Regions from separate parts of the Mus musculus genome. Here all the other regions are linked to region 3. A link is a loop called in an ENCODE intact Hi-C map of the cell type or tissue named here. Cell type or tissue: heart. All regions are shown on one strand.

What was found. A loop is a pair of places that touch in the nucleus more often than their neighbours do. Peaks named below come from ENCODE experiments on the same cell type or tissue, not always from the same donor. Only the 100,000 strongest peaks of a DNase experiment are listed, where the experiment ranks them.
Region 1: a loop joins it to region 3, with 10 times the contacts of the local background. A loop is called at or near these places in 15 of 42 quality-filtered maps.
Region 2: it touches region 3 in a loop (6-fold over the local background); 8 of 42 quality-filtered maps call a loop at or near these places.

What each region holds. Positions count from the first base shown.
Region 1 is chr19:58,899,338-58,907,337 of GRCm38, reverse strand. It overlaps a transcript of Hspa12a not described here. Among named protein-coding and RNA genes, the nearest start is that of Mir3086, 8.4 kb to the left of the region's middle. In heart, no CTCF peak of the experiment used is centred here; DNase peaks (open chromatin) are centred at 3,287 and 3,897; H3K4me3 peaks cover 398 bases; H3K27ac peaks cover 1,089 bases; H3K27me3 peaks cover 549 bases.
Region 2 is chr19:59,193,857-59,201,856 of GRCm38, reverse strand. No RefSeq gene overlaps it. Among named protein-coding and RNA genes, the nearest start is that of Kcnk18, 22 kb to the left of the region's middle. In heart, CTCF peaks have their summits at 3,464 (motif pointing right) and 5,344; no DNase peak of the experiment used is centred here; H3K4me3 peaks cover 823 bases; H3K27me3 peaks cover 3,949 bases.
Region 3 is chr19:58,759,749-58,767,748 of GRCm38, reverse strand. It overlaps Pnliprp2 (pancreatic lipase-related protein 2), which reads right to left. Exons shown (of 12, transcript NM_011128.2): 1 at 7,873-8,000; 2 at 7,242-7,396; 3 at 6,058-6,183; 4 at 5,365-5,499; 5 at 4,309-4,420; 6 at 2,902-3,021; 7 at 1,368-1,487. The coding sequence starts at 7,960. Among named protein-coding and RNA genes, the nearest start is that of Pnliprp2, 4.0 kb to the right of the region's middle. In heart, a CTCF peak has its summit at 4,605 (motif pointing left); a DNase peak (open chromatin) is centred at 4,428; H3K4me3 peaks cover 230 bases; H3K27ac peaks cover 280 bases; H3K27me3 peaks cover 486 bases.

The sequences.
Region 1 (8,000 bases), 140 kb before region 3:
TGTTCTATCTTGGGAGGGGGAGATAGGGGCTGAGGAGTCCCTATGGTGACAGCCTGCATTGGGCAAAATTTGAGGATAAGGAATTACTAATTAGTAATAAGGCGGAATACTTAAGTGTATGAAATGAATAATATGTAGCTAAAAAAATAATGATATAGCATTAGGCGTTTGAGACATGTGGACTCCAAGCAATTAACCTCCATTCTTCTTCAGAATTGCAGTTGTACTAATTGGCTCCTTTGCTCTGACGGGGCCGTATTAACCTTTCTGCTTCTCTCTGAAGAAGTAGGTACAGCGGGTGGGGTGTACTGCTCCCCCTGAATAATAAGCTATTTGCAAATCCAGCCCCCCCCCCCCCAAATCGTAACACTGAAAAGATTCTGTCGGGTTTTCTTTATAATGCTGTCTATGGAAAAGATGGTTCACTTCTCCCAGTGGCCATTTGGAGAAACGCAACACGAAGCAGGCCCTGTCCTGGGTGCTGCAGTCACAGCAGGGGCAAGACAGTCTATAGTTTGTGGACCACAAAGATGCGTGGACATGTAGGTGTGGAACGCCTTCTCGGGCTGTGCTAGAGGGGCTAGCATCCTGGAAGGAAGAGTCCCCCCCAGAATAGGGTGGAAGCTGCTCCTCCAAGGGGGACATTCAAACTGAGATGTAGGCACACAGGAAAGAGACCTCCAGCTTTGGAGAGAACCAGAATTCCAAGCAGGGAATGAAAGTACAGAGGCCCTAGGCCTAGACTGTAACTGGAGCAGCAGGCTGGCCAGCACTCAGCCTTAGTAGAATGAAGATATGAACTATAAGGAAGTATGAGATTGGAAGATGCAGTCAAGGACCAGACGACACAGCCCCGCGCAGACCACGGCCGGGGTTGGGTTGATTGCAGCATGTAGCAGAGCCCCTGGTTGGATGTGAGCAGGGCCTGTGGGCAGAGGCTCACACTGGCTGCTGTGGAGGGATCAGGCTGACAAAACAGCAATAGCAGGGATAGTGTTGTGAGAGAGACACATGCATGTGGAGAGTTTGTTAAGCCTGACCAAGAGTGTGGAAAATGGAGCACAGCCACTGCCCGCCTCCCCAGCCAGAGTCAGAGCCTGGGCACTTCAGAAACGCAGTGGGGCAACTCCTCCCCTCCCATCGGCCACGTGATGGTGGTCACTACCGTGGATAGTGTGGACAAGGGACCAGGGACGTGCCTCAGGGTCAGAGGGCTTGCTCCACACACTCTGGGTCTCACCCCCAAAGAACTGATGGGGCAGTTTCCTCTGTGAGTTCTACTTAGATATAGAGACGGATCTACAGTGCCTGAGATCCAAGGGGGCTATGAAGGTTTGGGTGTGGAACACTGCTCCTGGGTTCATGCCGAGCAGTCTCATGTCCCCAGATGGTGGGACTGTCTCTGGAGGGTGAACATGCTGGAGGTGGGGCCTCACTGGAGGAAGTGAGTCGATAGGGAGCAGGCCTCTGAAACGCTCTGTCTGGCTCTGTTTTCTGTCACATTCTCTCTGTCCTCTTCCTGGAACCCTCTGCAGCTAGGAGCCCAACTAAGTCTTTCTTCCTGTCCGTCGTTCCTGTATTCTATGACAGAAAAGCAGCCAATGCAGTAGCTGTGGCAGCTTTGTTCTTAATAGAGGAACACCTGAGCCTTCATCAACAGAGGCTAATTACATAAGTCACAGTGCAGGTGTGTGTGTGTGAGTGAGTGAGAGAGAGAGAGAGAGAGAGAGAGAGAGAGAGAGAGAGAGAGAGAGAGAAAGAGAATATATAGGGGTGAATACTCTCCCATACTCTCCCATTCCTGATTCCTAGGAGTGGCAGGAGTGTTCTTGAAGAAACATTTTTTTTCCTTCAGGAACATGTGTGTGTGTGTGTGTGTGTGTGTGTTTCTTTATATATAATATAAAGATAAGACATATGAAACATGAATTTTGTACTTTAAAGCAGGGCAATCTGTATGTACAATGTAGTGAGCCTTTGCTTTGCTATGTGACCCTCCCTGCATATTGGTGTGTTTGTGACTGGAATAATGGGTGCATAGTATTCCACCAGGCAAACACCACATGTCACACCTAACCAGAGTTCCCCTTCTTGTGTTCTGTATCAAGATCACAAACCCACTTTTATATGTCTGCTCCTCAACAATTTAAGTAATTGACGGGTACCCCACCATACCAATTCCATGCGTGCTGGCCTTAGCAGGAAGGTTGTCTCATACCACGATTGGTGTGCACAGAGTTAACTTTTATAATCAAAACAAGTGGACATGGTGGCATATTTGTAATTCCACCCCCCACAGGAGGCTGAGGTAGGAGAATTTTAGTTCAGGGCTACAGAGTGAGTTCAAAGCTAGCTTAAGTCACTTAATGAGACTCTATCAAAATTATTTAAAAAGTAAGGGTGTAGCTCAGTAGTGGAGGACTTGTGTGAGGCCCTGGGTTTGATCCCTAGCACCACAAACCAAAAAGCAAAAAGCAACAGCAAAATTTGGACGTGGTGTACACCCTTAATCCAAGACTCAGTAAGAGGAGGCAGGTGTGTCTCTGAATTTGAGGCCAGCCTGGTCTTTATGAGTTCCAGCACAACCAAGGGTACATAAAGAAACCCTGCCCCCCTCCGCCCCTCCCAAAACAGAAAAGGGCAGCAAAATAATTCCAGAATGTTAAAAATGATGACATACTGTGTGTTTATTGTGCAGATGTCTGACCACAGCATATTATTGAAACAGAAAACAAGGATAAAAAACAAAATTGAGGCGACAAGACTTTGGTAGCCCTATTTCTGTGTGTTTTCACATATCTTTGAGCACAGGGATTCACAGAATCTGGAGAGATGCTCACCAGCTTCTAATAGGCTTTTCCATGTAATATCCCTTTCGTCCTTTTTAGCACTATAACGTTTTAAGTATTGTGGAGGGAAAACTGTTTGACCCTGGGGGAGATTTACTTGGGAGAAAGATCACAAATTACAGTCCAGGGACAAACTTTTGCATTGGGGTCTGCCCTCTTTTACAGGACGCTTCTTTTCACTTAAGGATTAAATTGTATTCAGTTTCAAATCGCCGCTATTACTGTGTGGAGCTGTATGCAGTTACCAGATGCACCACAAGAGGGCGGTGTTGGAAGGACATTGCGAGCCCGCTGCCTCTAAATCAGGGACTCGAATTTTGCAGGGGAACCTTGATTGCCTAGCCTCCTCAGGACGTATCCTCCAGCTTCCAGTTTGCACCACGGCACAGCTGTTTATCTTACTGTTTCTTCCTATCCCGTTGGAATGTTCCTTAGTATGTTTGTACTTCATCAGCGGCACAGCAGAAGGATTTGGCTGCAGCCTCTGCCCCTCCTACTTCCTGCTCCAGCCCCAGCAGCCCAGTGTCTTTGGCTTAGAGACTTGCAGCTCCAGGGCCCTAACAGGGAACAATGAGTGTCCTGCTCCCCTCCCTGTCCCATCTACTGAACTATACGACCCTCCCCTTCATCTCCCTATTTTAATATATTGTGCCATGCAGCTCTCTGCCTCCCTGTTCCTTCTTCCCTTCCCTCCTAGTCCCACCCTTCCACACCTTTCTCCCATTCCCCCCCTTCTCCCCTGGGTACCACCCGACCCTGAGAAATCTAATCACAAGTGGACTAAGCCCATCCTCTCTCACTGAGGTCTAACAAGGCAGCTAGGGGAAGGGGACCAAAGATAGGCAACAGAGTCAGAGACAGCCACTGCTACAATTGTGAGGGGACCCACATGAAGACCAAACCTCACCTCGGCTACATATGTGTAGGGGGCCTAAGTCCAGCCCATGCATACTCTTTGGTTGGTGGCTCGGTCTCTGTGAGCCCCCATGGTCCCAGGCTCTGTAGGTATTCTCGTGGTGTCCTTGACCACTCTGGGTCCCAATCCTTCCCTCCACTCCTCCACAAGATTCCTGGAGCTTTGCCTGATGTTTAGCTGTGGGACTCCGCCTTTTTTTGGGTGAGCTGCTGGGCGGAACCTCTGAGGACAGTTACACTAGGCTCCTGTCTGCAAGCATAACAGTATCATTAATGTGTCAGGGGTTGGCTCTCTCCCATGGGATGGGTCTCAAGTTGGGCCAGTCATTGGTTGGCCATTCCCCCAATCTCAGCTCCATCTGTATTCCTGCACATCTGTAGTCAGGACAGATTTTGGGTGGAAGGTTGTGTGTGTGGCTTGTTGCCCCCCTCCTTCCACTGGAAGTCCTGCCTGGCTACATGAGGTGACCACTTCACTCCCCATATTCCCTGCTGCGAGGAGTCTCAGCTAGGGTCACCCCCACATCCTCCCAGGAGCTTCCCCATCCTGGGTCTAAGGCACTTCCCAGAGATGCTCCCCCACCACTGATTTCCCTTCTCACTCCCAACCCTTTCACCCCCAACCCCTGTTATCCCCATATCTGATCCTCACCCCCAGTCCCCTCCTTACCCCGTCTCCCACCAGGTCCCTCTCTCCATCCACACCCAGTGTCTTTTTTATTTCCCCTCTGAGTGAGATTCAAGTACCCTCCCTTGAGCTCTCCTGTTTGCTTAGCTTCTTTGGGTCTCTGAATTGTACCAAGGTTATCCTGTATTTTCTGGCTGATATCCACTTATAAGTGAGTACATACCATGGATGTCTTCCTGGGTCTGGGTTATCTCATTCAGGATGATATTTTCTAGTTCAATCATTTGCCTGCAAATTTTATGATTTCCTGGTTTTTAATAGCTGGGTAGTATTCCATTGTGTAAATGTACCATGTTTTCTTTATTCATTCTTCCATTGAGGGGCATCTGAGGTGTTTCATAAAACTGCTATGAACATAGTTGAGCAAGTGTCCTTGTGGGATGGTGGGGCATCTTTTGGGTACATGCTCTGTAATGGTATTGCTGGATCTTGAAGTAGAACTGTTTCCCAATTTTCTGAGCAACCACCAGACTGATTTCCAGAGTGGTGGTACCAGCTTGCACTCGCACCAGCAATGGAGGAGTGTTCCCCTTTCTCCACATCCTCGCCAGTGTGTGCCAACTTGAGTGTTTGATCTTAGCTATTCTGACGGGTGTAAGGTAGAAGCTCAGAGTTGTTTTGATTTGCATTTCCCTGATAACTAAGGACTTTGAACATTTCTTTAAGTGCTTCTTGGCCATTCTAGATACCTTTGTTGAGAATTCTCTGTTTAGTTCTATCCCATTTTTAAATTGCATTATTTGGGTTGTTGGTATCTAATTTCTGAACAGAGCACCAACAGCTCATGTCACTAAGATCAACAATTAATAGACGGGACCTCTTGAGACTGAAAAGCTTCTGTAAGGCAAAGGGCACTGTCAATAGGACAAAACGGCAGCCTACAGATTGGGAAAAGGACTTCATCAACCCCACATCTGACAGAGGGCTAATATCCAAAGTATATAAAGAACTCAAGAAGTTAGGCACCAACAAACCTTTTAAGCTTTTAGATAAGCTGTTCATATTCACAACAAATAGGAAGATAATAAAAGGGAGGTGTGTGTGAAAACCACTTTGTGTCCCCCCACTTCATTCTCTCCCAATGAGATGAATTTTAGTGATGTGCTAGAACCTTCCACCTAAGTCTGCAGAGCTGAATGTGTGGAGGGGGTGAGGGAGGTTGAGTACACATACTCCTGAGGGGGAGGAGGGAGGGAGAACAAGGGAAAGGAGGAGGAGGAGGGAGAGGGAGAATGTGAAAGTCCATTGAGTGTGAGATATGGAAAGAAAATGAGAAAATGTGAGCGAGTGAGTGTGTGACATGGTGTATGAGTCTGTGCGTGACTGGAGAGAGCTATGAGTATATCTGTATGAGCTGTGAGTGTGCACATGAGTGCATCTGCATGAGCTGTGAGTGTGCACATGAGTGCATCTGTATGAGCTGTGTGTGAGTGTGCACATGAGTGCATCTGCATGAGCTGTGAGTGTGCACATGAGTGCATCTGTATGAGCTGTGTGTGAGTGTGCACATGAGTGCATCTCTATGAGCCATGTGTGAGTGTGCACATGAGTGCATCTGTATGAGCTGTGAGTGTGCACATGAGTACATCTGTATGAGCTGTGAGTGTGCACATGAGTGCATCTGTATGAGCTGTGAATGTGCACATGAGTGCATCTGTATGAACTGTGTGTGAGTGTGCAAACGAGTGCATCTGTATGAGCAGCTGTGTGTGAGTGTACACAAGAGTATAAGTTTGGGTGTATGAATAAATGTGTTAGTGTGACAGTGTTTACCTGTGTGAGTTCATGAATTCAGAGGAGTGTGTGGATATATATATGTTGGTGTGACAATGTGTGTGTGTATGACCTGTGAATTTGAATGGTTGGTGTGTGTGTGTGTGTGTGTGAATATGTCAAGTGTGGGTGAACAAGTGTGATGGCAAGTGTGCTTTGTGTGCATTTACATGATTGTATGCTTGTGTGAGTATGTACATGCCTGAGAGTGAGCCAGTGAGAATGGGTGTGCCAGAGTGTTCCTGGGTGTGAATGTGATAATGCTTGTGCTTGGGTGCTATTGTGTAGTTAGCGGGTATGGCCGCCATCCCAAGATGGCGCCCAGGACAGTTGCCAGGTCTTATGACCTGCACCTGACTTCCTCATTACCTCAGACTTAGCCACATCCCAGCCACCTGCACTGCACAGATGCCATGCCTTGTCAGCTCGCCTGAGGTGTCCTCACTTGCTGTGAACCAATGGACCGCTGTTAAGTGACTGGGGTGATTGGGAGGAGTCAGTAGAGTATTTAAGGCGTGCCCCGGGGTTGTTCAGGGGATTCCTGTTCCTGCATTGCAATTCGAAGTGTTCCTGAATAAACCTGCTTGAAGAAGGACAATGTGGTGTTGCGTCTTTCCTGCTGGTCGGGGTGGATGTGACAAGTTGTGGAACCCATACAGGGACTTCTGCTTTGCGAGAGTGCTGCGGGTCCAGAACTTCAAGAGGTCAGGGTAGCTGGCTGGAAAGCTCCCAGGTAAGTGGGACGATTCAAGTTCTCGGTTAGAGACTATTAGGTTCCCTGATTAGGGACTATTGAGGTTCTCGGAGTGAGACAATTAAAGTTATCCAAAAATTAAAAGAAAAGCAATTGGTTGTAGCCCCTGAAAAGGTGCAGAAGGGTAAGGTCATCCATTATTTAGGAAGCAAAATAACAGAAAGATATATAACTCCACAGAAGATTCAAATCAGAACTGATCATCTAAGGACTTTAAATGATTTTCAAAAGTTGCTAGGAGATATTCAATGGGTTAGGCCTATCTGGGTCTAACAAATAAGCAATTGCAACCTCTTTATGACATCTTGCCAGGAGCGACAGCCCTGGATTCAGAGAGAGTTCTTACAGAAGAAGGAAGGGAAGCCTTAAAGTTATAGAGAAGGCTATTCAAATTGCTGCTTTAAAGAGGAGAGAGGTTGATCTTCCTATATCATTATGTATTTTGCCATCAGAAAATCAACCTACTGGAGCCCTTTGGCTAGGGGCTCCTTTATTATGGATCCATCCTAAAATTTCCCCCGCCAAAGTGTTATCCTATTATCCTGCCTCGGTTGCCCAATTGGCATTGCTGGGTTTACAGCAATGCGTGCAGCATTTTGGCACCCCTCCTGATGAAATTATTGTACCATATGATAGTAGACAAGTTGAAGTGTTGCCTGCCACTGTAGATGACTGGGCAGTTTTAAGATGCAGTTTTTTAGGCAAGATAGATAATCATTTTCCCAAAGATCCTATTTTACAGTTGTGTAAAGCTCACCCGATAATTTTTCCTGTAATTACCTCTCTAGTACCATTGAAAGGGGCTCCTCTAATTTTTATAGATGGATCAAAGTCAGGATGCGGAGCCTATTTAGTTCAAGGCTCTGTGCCTATAGTTTTACAATTCCCCCCTGCCTCACTGCAAGTTATAGAATTACAGATTGTGACTAAGGTTTTTGAACAACATTCAGGGGCCTTTAATTTAATATCAGATAGTCAATATGTGGTTAATGCTCTTGCTATCTTGGAGGTGGTTGGTAGG
Region 2 (8,000 bases), 430 kb before region 3:
TCATTCCGACAATTATTCATTGTGTTATGGGCTAAGAATACACTGATGAGAAAGCAGCTGTGGCCTTTACCCCCATGCAGCTTACAGAGACAGAAAGGCAGTGGGGAAAAACAAAACACCAGGAAATGTAAAGTCTGAACAATGGCGAGTCCTGCGTGATGTGGGAACTTGAGCCATTCAAAGCAGGTGAGAGACAAACCAAGTGAAAGTCATAGGTTCTGTAGATGGAGCGTCCGTGCATAGGCCATGTGATCCAACGATGTCAACATCCGTCAGCCCTGGTTCCTATGCTGGATCCCATGTTGGATGCAGAAATACAGACCTGACCCTTGACAAGCACACACACACACACACACACACACACACACACACACACACACACACGCACAAGCCAGGAGTATCCTTAGAGAAACTTGGGGTCCTAACTAAGTAACTTTGTTTCATTCTGGCCATCTTTGGCTTCTGAATATGCTAAAGGCACCATGGACTTGGGATAAAAAGCTGACCACACATGGCTAGGACAATTTCTCAATAATAGATGGTGGCCAAGGAGACATGAAGCCCTAAGTTTGGCCTCCCAGCACTGCAAAAGGTGGGCAAAAACTTTCCCTGGTTCCAGTCTTTTAGAACTAATTCAAAATTCAAAAGAAATAACTGAAACCCAGTTTTCAAATCTTCACAATTTATTTAAACACCTCACTGAATTCCATCCCTGGATGAAATAGTCAAGATACTCCTCATTGTCCTATGGTAAACTTTGCAGGAAGTATTTCTCATCTTCATAGCAACCATGGGAAGTAACATTAGTAACATTAGTACTCAGAGAAGTAACATTAGTACTCAGAGAAGTAACATTAGTAACATTAGTACTCAGAGAAGTAACATTAGTACTCAGAGAAGTAACATTAGTACTCAGAGAAGTAACATTAGTAACATTAGTACTCAGAGAAGTAACATTAGTACTCAGAGAAGTAACATTAGTAACATTAGTACTCAGAGAAGTAACATTTGTACTCAGAGAAGTAACATTAGTAACATTAGTACTCAGAGAAGTAACATTAGTACTCAGAGAAGTAACATTAGTACTCACTCAGAGAAGTAACATTAGTACTCAGAGAAGTAACATTAGTAACATTAGTACTCAGAGAAGTAACATTAGTACTCAGAGAAGTAACATTAGTACTCAAAGAAGTAACATTAGTACTCAGAGAAGTAACATTAGTAACATTAGTACTCAGAGAAGTAACATTAGTACTCAGAGAAGTAACATTAGTACTCAGAGAAGTAGCATTAGTACTCAGAGAAGTAACATTAGTACTCAGAGAAGTAACATTAGTACTCAGAGAAGTAACATTAGTACTCAGAGAAGTAACATTAGTAACATTAGTACTCAGAGAAGTAACATTAGTACTCAGAGAAGTAACATTACTACTCACTCAGAGAAGTAACATTAGTACTCAGAGAAGTAACATTAGTAACATTAGTACTCAGAGAAGTAACATTAGTACTCAGAGAAGTAACATTAGTACTCAGAGAAGTAACATTAGTACTCAGAGAAGTAACATTAGTAACATTAGTACTCAGAGAAGTAACATTAGTACTCAGAGAAGTAACATTAGTACTCAGAGAAGTAACATTAGTACTCAGAGAAGTAACATTAGTACTCACTCAGAGAAGTAACATTAGTACTCAGAGAAGTAACATTAGTAACATTAGTACTCAGAGAAGTAACATTAGTACTCAGAGAAGCAGACAAATACCATCCCCAAGTCAACCAGAGAATCCAAGCCTCCAGCTTAAGTTCTATAAAAACCAAGGGATCCTCCAGGAATCCGGGTGCAGATGAAGCTTTAGTGAATTCGGTAGACATCCTTGATGCTCAGGCATACCAGTCTTGGTTCTGAGGTTGTGTTGTTAGTGTTTCAGCTATCTCTGGGGAAGGACACGAACAAGTATCTACTTACCCAAGACAAGATAGGGAACCCAAGACAGACTGAAATATGGATCCCACCAAAGTTCAAACTTGGTGAACCCATGTTTATTGGGGTTACTTTCAGGAATCTGGGCAAGGTGTTGTTTGCAGGAGCACAGATGACTCAAAGACAGCTGGCTGCTATCATCTAAGTACACCCAACATGTGTGACTGCTCATGTAAGCTGGAAACCTGGGGCATACTGTATAGCCTGCAGGAAGCTCAACAGGTAAGAGGATATCTCTTCCTGGCAGCTTATCTGGTCTTTGCCTTTCCTGGGCAGCTTATCTAGTTCAAGCCTCTTGCAGGCAGTTTCTCTTGTCTGAGAATGTCTCTCAGCAGTCCTCCCTGCTTATACAAGCTTTGTAGAGAGGAGCTACTGAATCTGGTCAGTTTCAGGGACTTCCTGGAGCTTCTGAGTTGTATATTCCCTGAGTCTTAAAGAAACTCCTGTTAGAACATCAGGAGTCCTGAGGAGCTTCCTCCAGGTTCTATGGATCAAGTCATGAAACTACTATTCAACAGATTGTACTAAAGTTTTGGTGAAGGGGTTGTCTTTTGGGAACAGATTTGTCATGATTTTGTTATTTGACCCCCCAGGAGCTCATTATAATTCTGTTTTGTCTTTTGGTGACATTTGAAACTACTCATAAAACATTTTCTGAAACAAGTGCTGGGCTAGGCTCTGTGATCAATTTCTTTATCCCCAGCTCTCAGAGAAGTTCATCTCCACAAGTAGATGATTTGAGGGTCAGCTTTGAGAACTGGAAACATGAGAAGCGAAACCAGATTACCAGGCCTCGAGTATGTTTTACCCAATTGGGCCACTGTGTCAAATTTCAAGGCCATGTGCTCCCTGAGACAGTCCTGCCAGTCATCATACCCTCAAGACTTCAGTGGACAACAGCCCCTGACTTTCTAATTCTGTAGCAGAAAAGTGACCACGCCTCTTCCTTCCCTGTAAAAACGAGAAAAGAGGAGGGCAGGGTGCCATCCTAGTGGAGGTACAGAGCAAGTTATCTGTGTTCTAATGTACAAGGCTGGATTAGACCCATCAGGCAGGCAAGGCAGGTGTCAATCCACCATTTCCCATTTGCAAACACTCTCGGTACAATTCCCCCCTTGATTTTGGTTTAGAGGAACCTTTTCTCTCTCTGAAGGGGTTTTCAAAGTATAAACAGCACTATTCATGTAGCCTTAGGCATCTGGGAACACTGCATGGCAGAGAGGTTTGCATCACAGTTGCCTCCCCATTTCATAAATCAGATGGACCAGTGAGTGGGGGTGACACAGTCTCTTTAACAATCCCGATAGATGTAAACATGTATCATTACTTTCTGCCTTGGGGGAAGGGTTTTGGAAAGAGAAGCATGTGTGCATCCATGTTTGTACATGTGCGGCGCATGTTCCTTTTCTCAGACCGACATTTACCTCGAATCTCCTTATGTATCTGGTGGCAAAGGTGGTAAGACGAGGGGGTGAGTTCTAAGTCCTGCCACCAGGGGGCGCTGAGTCCCTTGCACGTGCTGCTGACAGCTCCATCCAGATGTTTACCCCTAGCTCCATGGTAGAAATGTCTTGGGTCAGAGTTAGGGCCAAGTGTTTGGTCCTTAGGTTCTAAGTCTACCCACAGTGTGGATAGTGCCTGGAGAGAGGGCTGTGTGGGTTCAGGGCCTGGCTCCTGAGTTTACAACCACCTGTTGAGGAACCCAGGGGTAACTGCATGGAGCCAACCTCTGGGGAACCCCAACCAAGCCTACTTTCTGATGGCATCTTAGTACAGTGACCTAGGCCTCGGTTTATGATAGGAGATGATCAGACTTTATGCTGTGAGGGTCCAAATAGGGTTCAGAGGTGTCCTTCCTTAAGTCCCCTCTCCACCTCTGCAGTCTTCCAGGGGACTCAATGACTTCCTCCATGACCAGCTACAAGAGCAGCCTTGGCAGAGGAGAAAGTAGGGGTTCCTTGCATGTGGTGCTCAGATTAGTCAAGATAACCTCAGTATACCTTGGGGACCAGAGAAGGGGGTCTCAGCCAGAGGGCTTCAAACCACCCTTGAGTTCTTGGGGTTCCACAGCTGGAAATTTCCACTGCAGTCTCAACAAAGTAGATGAGGTGGAAAGCAGAAAATGCTAGCCACTGTAAGACGTTACACAACTTGGTGGCTCGGAGCTTTGGTCTTTCAAGCAGGGGTTAGTTTCATGCCATCCTCCAGCCATGTTCTAGCTGTGGAATCTTGAGAAATTACTCTGTTTGCTGAACCGGTTGCTTGTTTTGTAACATGAAGCTTTAAAAGCTCTGGCCTGGGAAGGTGGTTCTGAGGTTAAAAAGCATGCACTGTTCTTGCAGAGGATCTGAGTCTGGTCCCTGGAACTAGCTAGCATCAAGAGACTCACAATTGCCTCTAACTCCACTGCAGGGGAGCTGATGCCCTCTTCTTGGCTTCCTGGGTATGAACTCATTTGCACACGTATGCACACGTATTCATACATGAGATAAAACACATCTTAGAAAACAAAAACTAAAACAAAACCTTGGGAGCTGGAGAGTTAGCTCCATGGTTAAGAGCACTTGGTCTTGCAAAGGACCAGGGTCTGATTCCCAGCACCCACAGGGAGCCTTGCTGCTTCCTCAGCCTCAGGCATCAGGCATGCATGTGGTGCACAGACATACATGCAAGCAAAACACGCATACACACAAAATAAAATAAATATAAATGATAAATAAATAAATCTTAAAAAAAAACCAACCTCTACTTTTGTGCGGACAGCATTAGATGAAGTGAGATTGCCCGCGGTAATTGTTGGACAGGTGACTTGCACCCCTTAAGGATATTGTATCAATTAATCTTCATCACCACTATAGAAAACCACACAAGGAAACCTGTATACGGGAAGGAAAAGTAACTTACCTAAGTCAACCTGTCTCTCCTGGTCTCAACACACTCTTCTCTATCTGGGCCAGCCCCAAAGCTTGAAACAAACTATCCAGTAGGGCTGAACTTGTGGTTAGGTCGTGCTGAGGTCAGGGAACACAGCCTCTGCGGCAGCTTCCCAATAGAAATCTGAGCTCCAGCCATGTTTGTCCTCCTTCCTTAGGTACATTTCGACCAGGTCACCGGGAGCCTGCGCTCCTGTCCCCTCCTAGATGGAAATCATTGTTTTCCTGCAGCCTCTCCTCTCCAGTTCACCCTACAGCCTAGATCCTGGATCCCTTTGGGGAGAACAGAACTGAGGCTCTTACAAGAGTTGGGGGTCCTTCTTCAGGCCTCTGAAATGGCTTGGCTAGCAGGGATGTGATCTGGAAAGATAAGGCTGAGTTCACCCCAGTGGGCAGGAAAGAAGCCCTGAGGCTGAGCGGAGCGGTTTGTGCGCCAGTTGCCAGGGGGCAGTGCTGTGCAGCGAATGCGGCACCCAGGCTACCACTGCGCCACTCTCTCAGAGAAGCTGTAGAGGTCCCCTCAGGGCTCTCCTGACCCCAACAGCCCCATCCGCCCCAGCACAGGGAAAAAAAAATCGCCATGGTCCCTTTGCTGGAAGAACTCAGCTTGGCTGTCTTTAGTGGATAAAAATAACAGACACCGTGTGGGTTTCCACCACTAACTTAGAGAAACGCCAACTGAGGTGGCAGGGTACCCCGTTTTTTATAGGCCTTTCGAGAACAGTAAGGTGACTTTAAGGATGGCGATTGAGAGGGACTTCCTCTTTTTGAGACTCCTGAAAATGCAGAGACCACTTTTGAGAGTAAAAGAGGAGGGTGGGCCACCCGCTTTCGGTGAATTTTACCAATGTACAAGCTCTTTCGGGGGAATCGGCTGGTGGAAGGCACAAGGCCACCATGGCCAACGGAGAGATTTCTCCCCAAAGGACTAGTGGAGTTTCGGTGTGACCCTGGCCCTGGAGTCGTGTTTGGGAAAATGTCTTTCCCAACTTTAACCCACAAGTCTGAGTGCAGATTGGAACCTTCAGAAGCAGAGGGCGGACAGGACGGGCCATGCACAGGGGTTTCCCTCTGGTCCCCTTCCCGCCCCCCACCCCCACCCCAGTTTCCCTGCAAGAAAGAGCACAGAAAGCTTGGGAAATATAAACCGGACATGATTCTTTTTAAACTCCTTATTCTGGTTGTTTGTCTTTGTTTTCCTCTCTTCACCTCCACTTTGCAATAAATAAAATCAAAGGGTAGCTGCCTGTCCATGTGTGAATACCATGCCGGCGACTGCTCTTTGAAGAATCCACATTTTAAAATTGTATTCCATGAGCTCGGAGGAAGAACCCACAAACTGCTGTGATGTAATTTGAAACCATCAATAGCCCCTCTTAAGGTTGTCTTTATTGTGGGAAGTCAAGGTAATGGTTTTGCCGCTGTCTAATTTCTTCCCGATGTACAGCTTAGCTTTTACAGCCTTACAATGAAAGGCGTCGATCTGAGGCCCTTTTTGTGGCCGATTAACAGTTTAAACTGGTTTCCTAACCCTGTCACAACTAGTGGTCTGATAGAAATAGTTTCTGTGGGGACATTCATAACTCTGCAAATAATATCTTTTTTTTTAATCTGCCAATTCTGACCTCCTCTGACAAAAATTAAAAGTGGAGCGGAAAAGGTTGTGTACATACATGTCTCACCTCCAAGTACAGGTTGGTACAAATGACTACTCAAGAGCTGTTAGTTCCCTGGTTCTTGTCACCCTGTTGTCACCATAATCTTCGGAGAAAGCGTTCAAGTAGCTGGCTACACAGAGCTGGACACACACAAGCCTTCTTGGATGTGAACTGTCCAGACAGGAGCATTGAATTTTATCGCAAGAGTTAGGAAAAAAAAAAAAACAACCAAACAAAAACAAAACAAAACACATTTCGTTTGACTGCTCTTGGACTTTGGAGGATGAAAGGAGGCAAAGAAGACACTAACCCAGAAAAAACACTTCCCCTCTCTACCACTGAAGGATCATCAGTGTATCAATGTGGAGAGAGGAGAGAGAGAGAGAGAGAGAGAGAGAGAGAGAGAGAGAGAGAGAGAGAGATCTCAAAATAATCAATTTGTGGTTTAAAAAAAAATGTTGGCCTGGAGATATTTTGGTGCTAAGAAGTTCCTCTGAGACAGAAGACCCTCTTTAACTCTCAAACCCACGGCTCACCCAGCGCTACCTTTGGGTAAAACTGCCTCTTTCTCCAAAGGGAGGGGCAAAGCGAAGAAATTACAAGTAGCAGTGACGGTGTTATGGGGCCCAGACTGGTACCCACCCTCGCAAGGTGCTGGGAAGGTAACCCTCGCCCCTAGGATCTGGAGAGCGCCCCCCCAGGGACCCTCCTCTGGCGCGGGAATGCGTAGGTAGTGTCTTTTTGCTCCATCTCGGGAGTTCCGGAGTTTGAGGTCCCTGTACTAGGAGAGAAAGGCTTGAAGGAGTTCTGAGGCTGGGCCAGTCGCCGAGGTAAGGTCCCTAGGCCATCAGGATTCAGGTGGAGACTCGGAGATCTTGTCAGTGCGCGGGTCACCAGCTTTTTGACTATCTCCCGAAGGTCGTCGCCCAAGAGACAAGGAAAAACCTCGCGGGCCCCTACGGGTGTGCTCCCAACTCGGCCGCTGCCTAATGCAGAGCGCAGAGCAGTACTTGGGACAGGAGCTTCCAGCCGAACACCGGGGACTCCGCGAGGCTCCGGGTGGCACTATCGCCCCCTGCCCCCAACTACTTCCTCCGTCCCCCGCAAATGCTACTACGGGAGAAATGTGCCCACCCTGACTCGCCCGGACGAGCCCCGGGCTGCGACTTCCTCTGCTCCGTCTCTAGATGAGTCTGGGTCGGCTCTTACCTTCCCTGACCGGGGACACTCGGAGCAGGGCCGGGAGGACGTGGCCGAGTTTCAGGCCCAGTCCCTCTATAAGCCCCGCGGCTCGGGTGCCTCCCGAAGCAATACCTTCCGCTCTTTTCCTCCCCCAGTTTTTCCAGCGGCACGATTCTTTTCTGGGTTATTTTCTTTCCTTCTCTTGGTGTCAACCCTGCAGCTTCCCTCTCTCGCCCCCTTCCCCCGAT
Region 3 (8,000 bases):
GGGGTAGCTTTACTCCCTGGGCTCCTAGCCCTGCCTGCTGTGCTCACAACCCAGCCTCCAGTTCAGGGCTCACACCAGTGCCCTCAGTAGACAACAGAACCTGCTTTAAACTTAATTGTTTCTTTGATCCAAAATTGCTGCTCAGGGATCCCATAATAGAGGAGAAAGTGTGTTCAATTGTTCCCTGTGCCCAGCGGCTGCGCGACTTGCGCGACACACAATAGAAACATGCTCCGGTGCTCATGGGCTGGTTCACTCTAAATTGCCTCTTTAATTAAACTGGGTTCTCTGCTATTGTGTGTGCCTTCTCCTCACTTCTGGGAGGGGGTTGCTGTTATCACAACTCAGGCTTTTTTAGGGGGAGAACAGCCAGTCCCCAATGAGCTACCTGGTAAGGGGCCAAGCAGTCAAAAGCTCTGTCATTCATGCTGGATGTTGCTTTCTCCATACTTCTTGCAGACACTAAGCACATGGGACAGTTAAAGATTATAACAAGCCACTCAACATGTGCTTGGTGCTTGCTTCGGGCCAGGGTCTGGGGTAATTGGGGTGTTCATTAAGACCCAGCCACACGGAGTTTCCGATTTAAAAAACGTGTCGACAAGTTGCTTACTGACTCAAAGCCCCCTCTCTCAGAAAGAACATGAAGCCTGGTCTCAGGGAAGGGGCAAAGAGTAATGGAAAACTAGAACAAGGGGCAGGCCTATCCGTGTCTCTCAGATGTCAACAATACTAAGCCTGTAAGTTCTGCTCTGAAGATGAACAAAGTCACACACAGGCTTCAGGAAGTCACATGGCTGCCAGGCTTTCCAGAAACCCTCAGAGTGCATCTACTTCTAGTCAGCTAGGTCCCCTGCCTGGCATAGTCAATCCGTCAATAGCAAGAAAGGCAGAGCTCCCACATCCTGTGGGGTTCCGCAGTTGTTCAAGGAGCAGGTGCTAAGAACACGTGAAGGTAGGTAAAGCAGGAGCTGGGTGGCCCATCCAGCCCCTGTCCTGACAACTGAGAGCCCTTTAGTAAGAAGCTAAGCCTATATATTGTGTAGCCTTGGACAAAGTATATAGCACTTCAGGTACTTAATGCCTGCATGTATGACATAGGGATAAACACAAAAAGTATCTTAGATTGTGAAATGCCTGACTCAGATCGAGACAACAGAAGGCAGCAACTCCATTGCTACAGTGGCCAGACTCTCATGCTACACTCTGCTTCCACCCCCAACGGGGCAGGTGCTGCATCCTCTCTCTCTCTCTCTCTCTCTCTCTCTCTCACACACACACACACACACACACACACACACACACACACACACACAGACACACACACACACACACACACAGACACAGACACACACACAAACACGTACCTTCCCATATTCCATTGATATCAACAATGGTGGAAAGGATGTTTTTCTGACATCCCGGCATTTCCTTCCCTCCGTTGGGAAAGAAATCCAGATGGCCGACCTTTTGGCTCATTCCGAAACCTGAAACATTTGAAGCAGAAGTGAGTCAGGGTGTACACGGTCCCAACGTTACATCCTGATCTTGGGGACGTGTCAATCCATTTGAGCAGAAGCACAAGCCTCCTTGGTACTTTCCCCCTTAGCCACACCAGCTCTTTTTGCAGAGAGTTCTCAGAGATGGGCAACGGGCAGGATAAGAAAGAAGGATCAACACAGGAAGTGAGTGGGGGAGGCGGTGGGCAAGGTATAGGTGAGTGTGTATGCATCAATTCGTATGTGTGCCTTTCTGTCTGTCTTGGAGAGACCCTGGACGGTATTGATAAATCTAAGATCATAAGGCACCAGTAGGCATGTATATAGTAGCATTTGCATTACATTTATTCTTTTAAGTACTTGGCTTCTACAACATGTATTTTTAAATTATATGTATATTGAGGATATGTGTGTGTGTGCATGCATATGAGTGCAGGTGCCCTCAGAGACCAGAGGCATCTACTCCCTGAGATAGAGCAATGGAACACTGTGAGCTGCCCACTATGGGTGTTAGGAACCAGTCTCAGGTCCTCTCCAAGTGCAGTATGTGCTTTTAAACAAGCCTCTTGCACTGTAATTTTAAAAATTTGTGATATGGTGAGCATGCAACAGAAATTCTCTAAAACTGAACTATATTTCAGACCTTCAAGACTGTGTTGCTATAGTGGGACCCCAGAGATTACTTAGGGAGTAATGGGCAAATGGGGGGAGCTTTAGATTTCAAGATGCACAGAGCTATGATCAGACCTGGGTTCCGCTGACTGACTTCATGATCTTACTGCATTATTCAGCCTCAGAGGTGGGGGACAGTCTCCCTTTTAGGGTGTTCCATAATAAGCTTTTATGTGCAAAATGTGCACATGCTAAGTATGCAGTAAATGATAACCCTGCCATAATCTTTATCATCCTCGTTAAAACAGACCCTATAGGTGAGCAGACCCTATAGCTGCATATCTCTTGAGCAGTTATACAATATGCAGGACTGAAAAAAAAAGAATGCTTATTTCTGAAGAATTAAGCAGAAGGCTGTAATTCCAACAGGACAACGATAGTCAAAACTTGGGCAACTTTTTAAAATAAAGAGTTAAGTATAAAAACTTTCAGTCTGGTCAAATGAAAACATCTGTTCCTCTGGATCCAGGGAGGGATGTAAGCCTTGAGGAGTCATAGCCTCTCGGGAATATAGAAGAATTTGTGGTTCAGTCTGGGGGGGTCACACTGTACCAGTGGCATTGCACTGGATAATCGTTTGTGCCTGGTGCCCATTGTTATCGATGGAGGCCTAAGGTGCTCTGCAGTTAACCATATTTAATGTCTCCTCTGCAGCTGTGTGTCTCTGAGGGGTGTCACTTGGACACAATGCTATCAGTCACAGGTCACAAAGAGTGGGTGTAGAGCTCACCTAGATAGGGGATTATGGGGGCACTGTCAGTGTGGATCACGTCTACAAACATGGCATCCGATGGGTCCAACCGAACTTCCTCGGGCAGGCCTTGGAAACAGGGCTCTGCAGGGTCCAGCCCTGAAAGGTAGAATAGACGTAGAAACATCACAGCCTGAGAAGGACAAGGTCTTAGTGTCAAACCACAAACTGAGGTGAGGTGCGCTGGGTAAAGACCTGCATATCCCAGAGGTTGCTGTTCTGAGAGGCCCCAGCTCTGGAAACCAGAACAGAGGTGGGGAACAGGAATACTGCCCACAGCATGCTTAGAAATCCCTAGAGTCATCTCCAGGGAAGACCTGGGGCACACACCTCTCATTCCCCCTTCCTGATTTTCCTCACACAGAGATCATAAGCTCCGTGGCCTCACTCAGCTGCTCACCAGTCCCAGAGACCCACACCTCCTCCACATCATTTTCTGAGCTGTACCTCTCAGCCTCTGACCTTTCTGCACATTCTCCCTTTATCCAGTTCCCCCTTCACTAAGCCCAGTCTCAAATACAACCTCCTCATAGAAACTTTATTGCTCCTTCCCCAGGCTTTCCTAACCACTGTATTATTTTATGCTCATAAATTCTGTTTTGAATTCTGTCTACTTAGTTTTCTACGTTCTGGACTGGTCTGTGGATTTCCTAAAGCAGATACTATGCCCATCATTTTTCAAAGAGAGGCAGGGATGAGAAAAATGTGAAATGTCTGTCCATCTACTCTCATCCAGAGAGTGAGGATAAGCCATCCATCTTTCAGGCTTATGAAAGTCCCACGAACGGATGTAACAGACAGTCCTCTGCGAACTGAAAATGTCTACAGGACTATAAATACTATTCCTATCCTTCAAGCCACCAGAGAGGGGTATGGTTACATATTGGTTTGACTGCACAAAGTGAATAGCTGTTTGGGTATGCTTTTATGGGCATTAGCTGTTTCTAATGATTCTTTCATTCACCAGGCACTTCCTAAATGATAAGTCTCTTTCTGGCTGTGCCAAACTGAGCTAAAACATTCAAAAAGTAGAACTGATAAATTTGGGTTTTTAAAAATCATACCATTTAAAAACAAACAAAAATAACTTTGTTACATTACAGTAGTAATGTCTCTGAAGTTAGGGTTCTGAATCTGGTTATATTTTTCTTGTTTTACAAACACATTTTTATCTATGACTATGGATTTTCTAGCAGGCATTAATTAAGAAAAGCATTTTTTTTTTTAAATCAGGACATCACCTAATATAAGGAGGAGAAGGAGGGGGAATGGAGGGAGAAGGGGAGGGTAAGGGGAGGGGGATTCTCTGATGTAGAACAGGCATGGACAGGTTTCCCCTACTCCCTGGGGCCCCTTAGACCTCTGACTGGCTCCCATGACTCCTACCTGTGATCCTGCCCACATGGCCCTCCAGCCTCCTGCCTGCTTCCCCAGCCACATGTGAGCCCAAGCTGTGGCCGATGAGGTGCACGTTCTCTGGGCTGTACCCCATCTCTGTCTGTGGAAAGAGGGCGCGTTAGGTCCCCTGGAAGCACTTGGGAACGAGAAGATTGGGGAGTAGAGCCTGGCCCTTGCCAGAAGGCAGGCGGGATGGAGCTGGAGACTCCAGGGGAAAAGATTCCCTGCTCCTACATGCAGCAACAGTGCTGGCCAGTGGCCACCACGCTAACTGCAGGCCACCTCTGTGGCTGCTGCCGCCACCTGGTGTTGCAGTGAAGACCTCTGCCCTGATCTTAAGAGGACTGGCTTGCAGTGAGAGGGAAGCTGTGGGTCCTCCAGAATTTACAACAGGGAAGAAAGGGAGCCAAGTGTTAAGTCCCCCACCCCATCCCCATCCCATATGGTAAAAGATAACGCCCAAAGCTGTCTTCCAGAGAGAACTGCTGGGTGTCACAATCTGCTCACTCTTCCCAGAACAGCTTGCAGCCTTACGTTACAAGGGAAAACCGAGGCTCCCTGGCCCACATCTAGGGCATCGTAGACAGCGAGGAGAAAAGTTGTTGCTTCACCTCAGAAGGGGTTGAGAACTTGGCTTCCTTGACTTGTGGCCCCAGGCCTGCCCTCTGATCCCTAGCAATCTCTGTGTGCCAGGTGTGTGTCCCTCTCCTCCAGCTGTGCCCCTCTAATGACGCCCCTCTAACTTCTCTCTCTAACTCCTCCCCTCTAACTCAGCCCCTCTCTAAATCCATCTCTCTCTAACACCACCCCTCTGTGTATGGTTCCTTAACTCTGCCCCTCTCCCTAACCCCACCTCTTTCCCTAACTCTGCCCCTCTCCTTCACTTCACCCTCTCTAGCTCCACCTTTCTAACTCCGCCCCTCCAACTCTACCCCAATCTAACTCCACTCCTCCATAGCTCCACCCCCTGACCCACTCCTCTCTAACTCTGCCCCTCTTTCTAACTCCACCCCCCTCTCTGACTGCCCTAGGCTGGACCATTACCGACAACACTTGCACCAAGAAGGCAATCTCAGCGCCCACGACCCGAGTGTTGTAGGAGGCTTGGGTGTATTCAGTCCTGGATCCGCGCTTCCAGTCAACGCAAATACAGTTCACTTTCTCCACTTGAAACATTTTCTAGGGCAGAGAAAGAGAAAGGCCAGGTGGCACACCTCAGAGTTCATCTCCAAGAGATCCTTGTTAGCATTTCAGTTTCCCTCCCCCCTGGCACGGCTGACCTTTGGGCTATACTCATCTTACATAATAGATATGGAAACTGAGGCTGCGCGGGGGGGGGGGGGTTCTTTTCCTAATCTCAGGGCTCAAAGCCAGGTCTAAACAAATCCTTAGGCTCACAATCCGGTCATCCGGTGCACTAGTGCATTTCAAAAGCTCCAAACCTGCTCCCAGCCAGTGGCTCCCAGCAGACACAGAACTCGACCATGAGCTAGTGGAGCTTAAGATGGCAACATGTTTGTTTTAATGTTACATGAGTCAGAGGTAAAATGTAGCATGTGGAGTCCCCACCTCTGAGGCTTGCTGGCTGTGAGTGAGTGGGAGAATGTGACAACAGAGACCCAAAAAGCATGCTTTCCTTGGTGGATATTCGGAAGGATCTTCGTCTGCGGGAACATTCCCTTTCCTGTGTCAGGGGCACGGGGGTGTGGGATTTGGGTGAGAAGGACGGATAGCAACCTTGCACATGTCCAGCAACCAGCCTTCTTCTCCCTTGTCTATGAATCCATGGATAATGAAACGTGTCTTGCGGTCCAGTTGGAAGTTGGAAGCATTGATGGTGGCTGGGTCGGTGGCAGAGATTATCTGGTTAAATTAGAGAAGATGAATTTGAATGTTGTCCTGGCCCATCTGCAGACCTGCGGCAGCCAGACCGATGGGACCAGTGAGATCCCAGGTCTAGAACCCTGTGGCTGAGTCCTGTGAATCTGGAAAGCGCATGTTCTCTGACTGTCCGTCTTCATGAAGCTTGAACCAGATCAGTCTTTACTGAGATGATAAAATTGCACATTTAATACTATGCTACATATTTTCTGTCTTTCTCACATGCTGATGACTGTTTTCAATCTCTGATTTTCTTTGTAGTCCATTACATTTTATTGTGTCTATTTGGACATGCTATCCTGAGAAGGGCCTGCAGGCTTCCTCGGGTAGCTAAAGAGATTCCTGGAATAAGGAAGGTAGAAAACTCTTGTCTAGAAGCCACAGGGCCTGAGCTCCAGCTTGGGGAGCCTGGTACTTCAACATAGACTTCCATATGCCCACAGGTTTGCTGGGGACTCTTATGCCAGCAAATGCTAGAAAGATAAGACAATAAAGACAGGAATGGCCATTGTGTCTACATAGTTTCCAAGATGGAGGAACTAAGTCCCGTAGTAGATAACCCCAGGCACCCAGAGATAGACCCACCTGCCAGGGGCCAAAGCTTGAACTACTTAAACTCATAGCAATGTCATCGTTTAAAAGAACTCCCTGGTCACCTGACCATCTGGAATAGGCCTGTTCTGATAATCTCCCCAGAGACCTCATATTTTCAAATCCTTTGTGTTGAATTGCATGTCTTCCTTTCCTGTCTTGTATCATCCTGGGAAGGCTATGCATATATTATTGCTCCATGAGAGAAGGGATGGAGTGCTTAGATGGGTTCTGCCTGGGCTTCTCCATAAATGTCCCCGTGTACACTTTGGTATTTTATTTGTATATTTTCTGAGATACTCAAGGCTTATGACCCTTAGAGACAAGAACTCCCACACTAGGACAGTCCCAAAGTGTTAATTATGCCCTAGCCAGCCACTTAGTGGCCCCAGTATGTGGTTCATACTGACTCCTGTCACCCAACACAGGCACTCCATGCCCACACTTACTTGGTAGTTGTTTGGATTCTCGTTTGTGTACAGAAGAAAGCGGGTATCAATGTCCTCTGGGGACCAAGGGAATATCTTCGAAGGCCGCTGAATCATCCCTGCCCAGGGCTTGTCATTGGAAAAGCATCCAAGGTGTCCATAGCAAACCTCTTTCCCTGGAGGGGGCGGGGGGAGAACAAACCACAAACAGGACAGGCATAAGGTTCTGGGAAGGAGTAATATCATCTGTCACAGGAAGGGTTTCCAGGTGGACCCTGGATCTTCTGCACTTGTAAGAGCTGTTGGGTGCTGGACACATCTAACACATACACACTTCCAGGTTTCTTTCTCAGACACTCTACCCTGAGGGTCCTAGGTTTGTCCTTCAATGGCATGTTTAGTAAGCACCCTTGCCCACAGGCAAAACTCAAAGCACATCCACCTATGATAAAATAGCACAGGAAGCTGCCAGGCAGCTCAGTGCAAGTCACACAGTTCTTCACGTTAAGTACTTACTACTTAGCATGAACTAATTACTACTTAAACATTAAGTTCTTACTAAGCATGACATGCCATTTATCCATCTCAGTCTCCATGATATCAAGCTCAGGACATCATCTTTCCTCTAGAGGGATGGTGACAGCATCCTCACCTCCGACTGTGGCCAGCAGAAGGCTGACGAGCCAGCAGAGCAACATCTGCACGGATGGAAACAGACATCCACGGACATCCATAGGCATAGGATAGGGATGAGGCCAGCAGAGGCTGGACCCAAAGAGG